Regions from separate parts of the Homo sapiens genome. Here region 2 is linked to region 1. Evidence: read pairs that join two places in POLR2A ChIA-PET (ENCODE). Cell type or tissue: HepG2. All regions are shown on one strand. Each heading gives the region's core, and the rest is flanking DNA. Links, peaks and the distances in the headings are about the cores only.

Region 1 (4,400 bases), core at 142-4,141:
AGACGGAGTCTCGCCCTGTCGCCCAGGCCGGAGTGCAGTGGCGCCATCTCGGCTCACTGCAAGCTCCACCTCCTGGGTTCACGGCATTCTCCTGCCTCAGCCTCCCGAGTAGCTGGGATTACAGGCGCCCGCCACCATGCCCGGCTAATTTTTTTTGGTATTTTTAGTAGAGATGGGGTTTCACTGTGTTAGCCAGGATGGTCTTGATCTCCTGACCTTGTGATCCGCCCACCTTGGCCTCCCAAAGTGCTGGGATTACAGGCGTGAGCCACCGCGCCCGGCCTCCAGCTTTCTCCTCAATCCACTGCATCCTGGCAGAGGATGCCTTCATCATTCTATTGAGATTGCTTTCCCTCGATCCAATAGCTCTTTCATTGTCATATCTAATGGACATTTTTCAGGTCTATTTTACTTAACTTATGAGTTGCATGTACTTCTTTTTTTTAAACTCTGTACCTTGGATACCATGAAATTTTACTTCCTTGGTTCTTCTGCTTTGCAGACTATTTCTTTATTGTCTGTATGCTCAATAAATTTGCTTTTTTTGGTAACATATTAAGTGACTCATCTAAATGAATGATAAGTATTGTATGCACACTGGACCTATTTCTTGTTTCTTGTCAAGCTTTTAAGTTGGGTACCCAAATGAAAATCTTACTGTTAACTTCTGTTTTTTATTTGAGTATGTCAAATGTTTTAATTTAATCAATTAACTTTTCACTGACATAAGTTTAGTAGAGAAAGCATCCCCTTGGATCTGTTTACCTGTTCTTTTTTTTGCACAAAGCTGAACAGTCATTAAATCTGGGCATGAAAACAGCTAAGTCCAGAGTATTCAACTCACAGGATGGGAATAAAGAGAGCTGTTCTTTAAAAATTAGGCAAACCTTAGAAATCTGTAAATGAAAATTGAAATTTGGAGCCTAGAGGTAGAAAATGTAATTAAAGAGAATATGGAAGCTCTAAGATTTTTTTTTTTTTCTGGGCAGAAGTAAAAAATAAGCCAATCTTATTTGCCTTTTTCTCTACCAGATAAGAAGGCAATACAAAGGCTTAGAAATACAAAGTTGCCTTTGACATTTAAATATGTTTTTGACATACAGTGTAGTAATCCTTGTTGAAGTCAGAAATGTAGTGTGCAGGCATGGAGTTAAGGCTAAATTCCTTATATGTATAATTTCATTGTCATGTTTGGTAGAATAGAGAGAAAACATTAAATGTGAACATATATTCCTGTCCATCAATATTATTATCTTCTTACTGGGTAGAATTAATCTCTTAAAAATCTTGTCTAATTTAAACCACTTTGGGACATTTAAAAAAGTGTCAGTGGTTATTTCATTTGGTCAAAATTTCAAATATATACTTTTTCTTAAGAAAACTATTTAAATGCCTTGAAAAGAAGTCCATGAAGGCTTATGCAGGATAAGACAATAGCATTTATATTTATTCTTTATTTTAGCACAAGAGATTTTGTTTCCTTTCACTTGCTCACATGAAATATAGCTGGTTTATGCCCAATAAACAGCACTAGCCTTCAAAAAGAGAGTGGCAGCATGCCTGACTAATGACAGTTTAAAGCCTCTGATGCACAGGGATCAAATTAAATAAGCCTTCTGTGTTGTCAAGATTTAGAATCTACTGATGCACCGACATTTATTCATCCGCTTTTTATTTAGCTTTGAAGGCTCGCAGGTCAGTTGCGTCTGATTACTCTGGACTCCTTCCAGAACTAGCTGAGGCCAAAGGAACAGGCACAGTTACAATTCCACCAGGTGGCAGTCTTTGACGGAAAAACTTTTGTGTGCAACCACTGGTTGCTATCCTCTCCTCCTCTCCATCCCTTTCTTTTTCTCTTTCTATATTTTCCCCTCTCGTTCCTAGGAAACATTTCATTTTTCTTTATGAATGTATTTAGCATTTATTTACTTTCTTACTGTCATGATCTTCTTTCCATCTCTGGAATAATGAAGGGGATTTCTGAATACAATTGCAGCAGAAGGGACTATTCTCCTTAGTAAAAGCAGATAAATTACATAAAAGGTGACCAAATTAAAAAAAAAAAAGAATCAAATGCTAACCCCCCACCCTGCAAAAGAAAACTACATAAAATAACAGAGACCAAATGCGCTTATAATCTATCCTGTATGCCCTAAAAAAATCCATCCTGCTTTTTTTCCTGGAAAAAAGTGGTTGTTGAACTGACTACATTTGCTTCACGAACTAGTCAACAAAGCTGTCTTCTGGAGCAGACAGCTTAGACAGATCTGAAAACCTCATGTCCACTTTGCTTTTTACCTTGGAAGGATTGTTTATCGACGGGGCATGAAGATGAACAGAGAGGCCTGGTCTGCTCTTCCAGGACTGGATGGTCCCTGCATAGCAGGAGGCAGAGTTGCATAAATCAGTCTTACTAAACCACCAGGCTATGCATAGGTGAGACAGAGTTGACTGAGTCAAATAAATTGTTTTGCTCAGTCCTCACAACTGTACTTTAAATTACAATGATGAGGCCGGGTGCAGTGGCTCACGCCTGTAATCCCAGCACTTTGGGAGGCCGAGGCGGGTGGATCACGAGGTCAGGAGATGGAGACCATCCTGGCTAACACGGTGAAACCCCGTCTCTACTAAAAAAAAAAAAAAAAAAAAAAATCCAAAAAATTAGCCAGGTGTGGTGGCGGCGCCTGTAGTCCCAGCTACTCGGGAGGCTGAGGCAGGAGAATGGTGTGCACCTGGGAGGCGGAGCTTGCAGTGAGCCGCGATCTCACCACTGCACTCCAGCCTGGGCGACAGAGCGAGACTCCCTCTCAAAAAAAAAAAAAAAAAAAAAAAAAAAATTACAAATGATGAAACTAAGAATCATGTGAGCCAGCAACTTGCCAAGGCTATGTGACTGTCATCATCAGAGAAAAGACTCAGACCCAGGTCTATTTCATGCCAAGACCCTAAAGGCTGTCTAGGTTGCCTCCAGTTTAATTATGCCAGACTTTTCTCCCAATTCCTTTCCTTTCCTCCATATTAAGTCCATTCTCCACATTTTCCATATCATTTTCTTATTCTTGTATCCAATTTCTCATCCTCCAGACCTTTACCAGATTCTCATCCTAAGTTACTTGTTTTATGAGTAGCCTGTTCATGACCTCTACCTATTCATTTCCCAGTTGGGGAGTCCTCTTTTCTTCATTAATTTCTATAGGTTTTTAAAAAATATCTTAAGTACATTGCTACCTTGTCATACATATTTCAAATATTTTTTAAAATAACTTCATTAGTCTTCTTCAGTTTGCTTACGGAAACTTTTTTCTATGTAGAATATTTTATGCTTTATAAATTTGAATCTGGTAGTTATTTCTGTGATGATTCCTAGCTTTGTTGTGTTGTTTGCACAAATGTTTTCATCTCAAAATTGCAAAAAATATTTTCCTTTGTTTTCTACTAGGATTTTTGTTTTTGTTTTTTTTTTTTTTTTTTTTGGTCTTTATTGTTTGCTTTGAAATCTTTCAGGCCAAATGTGGTGGCTCACGTCTCTAATCCCAGCACTTTGGGAGGCAGAGGCAGGAGGATTTTTTGGGCCCAAGTTTTCGAGACCAGCCTGGGTAACAAAGATGTAAAAGTTCATTCTTAAAGATATAAGAAGGATAAAATTTTCCTTATAATTATATTTTTATCTTTATTTTCCTTTGTAAGCATTTTAAAAATAGATAGGACAAAGGTAAATTTAATGCACTTCCAAACTGAATTATGAAAAATAAGAGTACCAAAGACTCAATATATAGTCTAATATAAAGACTATAATATAAATACAAATACAAAATTTACAAGTATGTCTATATGTATCTTCCAAGCTCAATACACTTAGAAATGCTTCACTCATTTCCATAAGGTATCTAGCTATGATAACTTTTAAACTCTACCTACCCATTTTTAGTTGCCTTTTTTTGAAGGATGATGGGTGGATACTGACATACTCGCTGACTTTCCTGCTCCACTCTTTCTTGTGACAATGGCCTAGATTTCCTAGTATTTGGAATGCAGTGTGTTGCTTTGAATCCTGCCCAAGCTCACTCTCCTAAACTAATCTCAGATGTTTCAGGCTCATTAACTCTACACTCTTAACAAGTTAAGTTCATTTGAGTTACATTTGTTAATTTACTGTGTTAGGGAATTACTCACAATGTGTGTGGCTATGCACTAGTGGTCTGAGGGAAAGATCATTGTTTATTATCTGAGAGTCATTTCACCAAGGGGAAAATTTTGACTTCATCAGTTTTACCCATAATACCAGAATATCAGCTTTCTATACTTCCTGCATCCAGAAACAAGTTTTGAATAAAATAAAATTATCAAAGTAGTAGAGAAAACCAGTTTATCCAGGAGATCTAGTATTAAGATATGGATAT
Region 2 (4,400 bases), core at 156-4,155, 430 kb after region 1:
TTTTTTAATGGAAGTCTTGCTCTGTCGTCCAGGCTGGAGTGCAGTGGTGCGATCTTGGCTCACTGCAATATCCGCCTTCCGGGTTCTAAAGATTCTCCTGCCTCAGCCTCCAGAGTAGCTGGGATTACAGATGCCCACCACCATGCTTGGCTACTTTTTGTATTTTTAATAGAGATGGGGTTTCCCCATTTTGGCCAGGCTGGTCTCGAACTCCTGACCTCAGGTAATCTGCCTGTCTTGGCCTCTCAAAGTGCCGGGATTATAGGCCTGAGCCACCGTGCCCAGCCAGAGGCTTTTTTTAAGGAGAGAAATAGAGGCAGCAAGAGACTTCGAAATGTAGTCGTGAGAACAGCATCTGTTCTTACTATAATCACTTATAAATATGACCCATGTATCATTCAGGTATCATTTTAAATATCATTTCTCTAATGAAGGCTTCCATTTATTTACAGACCTGTTTATCCACCTCAATTCCACATACCCACAGTACTTAGCCTCTTGAAAACACCCAAATTTGAACAAGAAATCACAAGTGTAATGACTTCTTCCCCAGGGATTCCAATCCCCCTCAGGCTTAGTAACAAAGATTTTTTTTTTTTTTTTTTGAGACAGAGTTTCACTCTTCTTGCCCAGCCTGGAGTGCAGTGGTGCAATCTCGGCTCACTGCAACCTTTGCCTCCCAGGTTCAAGCAATTCTCCTGTCTCAGCCTCCCGAGTAGCTGAGACTACAGGTGTACACCACTACGTCTGGCTAATTTTTGTATTTTTAGTAGAAATGGGGTTTCACCATGTTGGCCAGAATGGTCTCGATCTCTTGACCTTGTGATCCGCCTACCTCGGCCTCCCAAAGTGCTGGGATTACAGGCGTGAGCCACTGCGCCTGGCCATAACAAAGCTTTCTTATCTCTGTTTCTCCAGCATTTGGCATGCTGCCCAGGGCTTAATAAGCGTGTGTGAGAGTGAGAGGTGGTAAAAGGGATAGAAGAAGGAAGGAAAAGAGAGAAAGTAATAGGAAGAATGAGTCCAAAAGTAATTTGAAAAAGTTGAAAACTGTGTTGACTTCAGTAATTAGAAGAACCCAAGGCTCTGCTCTTGAATATTACTTTTAGAATGATGGCAACAATAGACCTTGAATAACAAAGAAATAGCTCTGATAATGACATCTGTTTGCTTGCCAAGCTCTGTAGATGTGAAATAAGGGGAATAGTACAATCAGCAATTAAGTAGACCCATCAGCCTTTATATAAAACCTATTACTATTCTCTCACAGTAATAAAAAAAAAAGTATAAAAGGAATAGAATGAGTACAAGGGCTAGTTTCAAAGAAACGGCAGACAGAATGGCTCAGGCAAACGAAATCACTCCCAACAGCACTGAAAAGCAACAGTGAAGCACAAGCAACATGGTTCAAAGATTCCAAATTATGTTGTGTCATTCTTTCCCATAATTGTTGTAAACGGATTACAATTAGCCTTGCAGGCCTTTCCTTCTTAGAGTGTAAGCCTTGGGAAATCAGGGAGCTTTCTTTAACCTTGGATGACTTTTACTTCTCTCAGATAAATACCCTCCACAGTCCCTTTCACCAAAGACTGCTTCTGTCAGCAGTGATAATGCCTATTCCCATTTCTCCTATGTGTGAAATGAAGCAATATTTTGGTTTTAAAACTTTGACCATCCACACCTATCACCTCTTAAGTGCAAACCATGATCAGAGAAACACTAGATAGAGAGTGTGACTGGCCTCTTGTGAAATCATTGTTGTCTCTTGGAAAAGCAAATAAGCCTCATGCCTCATGCCAGATTGTCACATGAAGTCACACGCTTATGAGTTGACAGGGTCACTAAATTCACGTTTCACCACTCAGGTCTGAGAGATGAATTGACTATTTTTTTTAACTGAAAAAAAGGTGAATAGTCTTTGTTTGTTAATTCAAGGTGCCATAGCAACTCAGGATGTCCAGAAAATCAAACTAGTTTTTTGTTTGCTTTTTTTTGCTTTGCACAAGCAAGAGCAGTTAGTAAAACAGCTTGGCTATAAATTCTGCAGGTAGAAACAGCAATGAATTAGTAGACTTCTAGAGAATAAGTAATCCAGGAAGATAAATTTATGTGTATTCCATATTGGGAAGAAAATGGAGAACCTTAACCATTGATACAAAGGAGGCTACTGAGCAATTCACTGCCCCCACTAAAGCCAGCCTCCAAGAGATTTAGCAGACTGCAAACCACTTGGGGGAAAGAGCTGAGTCGCATTCATTTTTGTTTCCTCACTGCCCCTCACTGCCATCCCCAGAGTACGTTCTCCTTAAATGGTTACTGGCAGAATTCTTCACTGTCAAGTATTTGGAAGTGCGATTTACAACTCATAACCGTTACTCTTTACCACACACTCACTTACTCTATAGCCTCTTGCTATCCAATTGTGCCCTCAGTGAAACTGCCCTCCAAACTTACAATCTCTTTACAACAAAATGTATGTTATTATTTTACTTCAAAATAAATTTATTTTATTTAATAACTAAATTTAATAGCCTGAACGGAGTCTTCAGCTTATTTGGCCGTCGTGTAGTATTTAACATTTGACCACCATGATTTCTTAAAACTTTCTTTTCCATTGACTTCCCATGCGTCCTGTTATCTGAAGTCCTCTATCAGACCCTCTCCCTAAATCCTTGTCTTTCTCATGTATTCTCAGACTGCACAGTTTACAAGATTCTGTCCTTTATCTTCTCCTTATTATACTGTCTTATAGAGAGGAGCCTTAAATCTTCATTCGTATATTTGACTATTCCACAGAAGGCAAGTTACTAGGTGAAAGAGTATGTGTATTTAAAAAAATCTCTTGATTCACATTACAAATTTCTTTCCAGGAATGTCATACCAGTTTACATTCCACTTATAGTACATTAGATGCCCACTTTGCTAAACCTACATTAATATCGAATGCTGGCTTTAAAATATTTGCTAATTTGACAGAAAAAAATAATATCACAATGGTTTTTCCTAAGTAGTTAAGCATCTCATGATGGCACATGCTCTGAGCTGTCCCATACTTTCTGCCATTTTTAGGTTGGGCATCCCTGAGTGAAAGTGAAGAGAGAGAAAGTATCAAAGGGACCAAGAGTTTACAGATCCCAGAAAAGACAATTTGCAGAATTAGTTTGGTAGACAAGATGGTTTTGTGTGTTGGAGGTTATAACCCCTTTTATGACGCATGAAAGTTGTGAATCCTGAAACTGGGTAGGGGTGAGTCAGTGTTTCTTCACCTTCTTTAGTAAATTCTGACTTGCTTTAGAGCATCACGGAGTGCAGAGTTTAAGAAGGTGTTCCTCATTATTTCCTCATTCATAAAGTAGTAGTTAGAAATTCTGCTCAGATTTGGGCAGATTTTCCATGTATTTAATATACAGGGCCACTGCTATTGTTTGTGATTTTATCCATCTTTATAAAAGTTTAGAGTAGGTATACCAAGCATATGCAGTCTCTTGCCATGCAAATCTCTAATGAATTCCTGAAGCTCTTCAGTTTATTTCAGAAATGTCACTAGCACAAAAACTTTATGAAAGATGCAGTCATCTTACAGAACGATTCATGAAGATAAATAAGACTCATACTCTTGTTTTCAAGTGGCCCACTTAACCAGTTGAAGTAAAATAAGTAAAGCATATACATGACTATAGATCAAATGTGATAAGTAAAGTACAAATAAAGAATGTAAAGGATAATTATAAGAATCATCAGGAAGGAAAATTCATAATCAGATGGAAACGGGAAAAATTTCAAACATAATATGGCATTTGATATAAACCTAAAAAGATAGATAGGATTTTCACAAGTAGCATGAGGCTCTGGTTGGGAAAGAGGAAATAGCATTTGAAATTGAGGAAACTGTGCAAGAGCAAAGAGTATGGATATATGGGGGAGCAGCTTCTCGAAACTGGTAGGTACATATTCAAATTTGGATGTTAAATTCAAGATGATGAGGTTGCATTACATTCTGCAGCTATTAGGAGCCCCTGAGAGCCCCTGAATAAGAAACAGATGTGATGTTAAGCTTTATTGTAAAGTGGTAATTCTAATAGCAATGTTAAATCTAGTTTAGAATAAAGAATAGGAGTATGATGCCTAAATAGAAAGTTATTTCATTAGTCTAGGAAGAGGGGAAAGTATACTTCAATTGCGGAGGCAAGAATGAGAAAGAAATTGAGAAAGCAAATAAAGAAAGTTCTGGTAGAAGCAAAAGCTAATTACTTAATACCTAACTGAATTTAGGACAAGTGGGTAAATTTCAAGTCCAGATGCCTAGAAGACTATTAAATTAATCACATTATTAATAGATAATAAAAGCAGAAGAGCAAGAAATTATGTAAGAAGAGAAGTGAGTTTGGGTTTGAACATAC

The links. ChIA-PET counts read pairs that join two places held together with the same protein. Peaks named below come from ENCODE experiments on the same cell type or tissue, not always from the same donor. Only the 100,000 strongest peaks of a DNase experiment are listed, where the experiment ranks them.
Region 2: POLR2A ChIA-PET joins it to region 1 with 7 read pairs; 1 of 35 experiments calls an interaction of 5 or more read pairs at or near these places.

What each region holds. Positions count from the first base shown.
Region 1 is chr9:32,249,009-32,253,408 of GRCh38, reverse strand. No RefSeq gene overlaps it. Among named protein-coding and RNA genes, the nearest start is that of ACO1, 130 kb to the left of the region's middle. In HepG2, for the core only: a CTCF peak has its summit at 1,771 (motif pointing right); a DNase peak (open chromatin) is centred at 1,738.
Region 2 is chr9:31,822,424-31,826,823 of GRCh38, reverse strand. No RefSeq gene overlaps it. Among named protein-coding and RNA genes, the nearest start is that of LINC01243, 440 kb to the right of the region's middle. In HepG2, for the core only: no CTCF peak of the experiment used is centred there; a DNase peak (open chromatin) is centred at 1,793; H3K27me3 peaks cover 624 bases.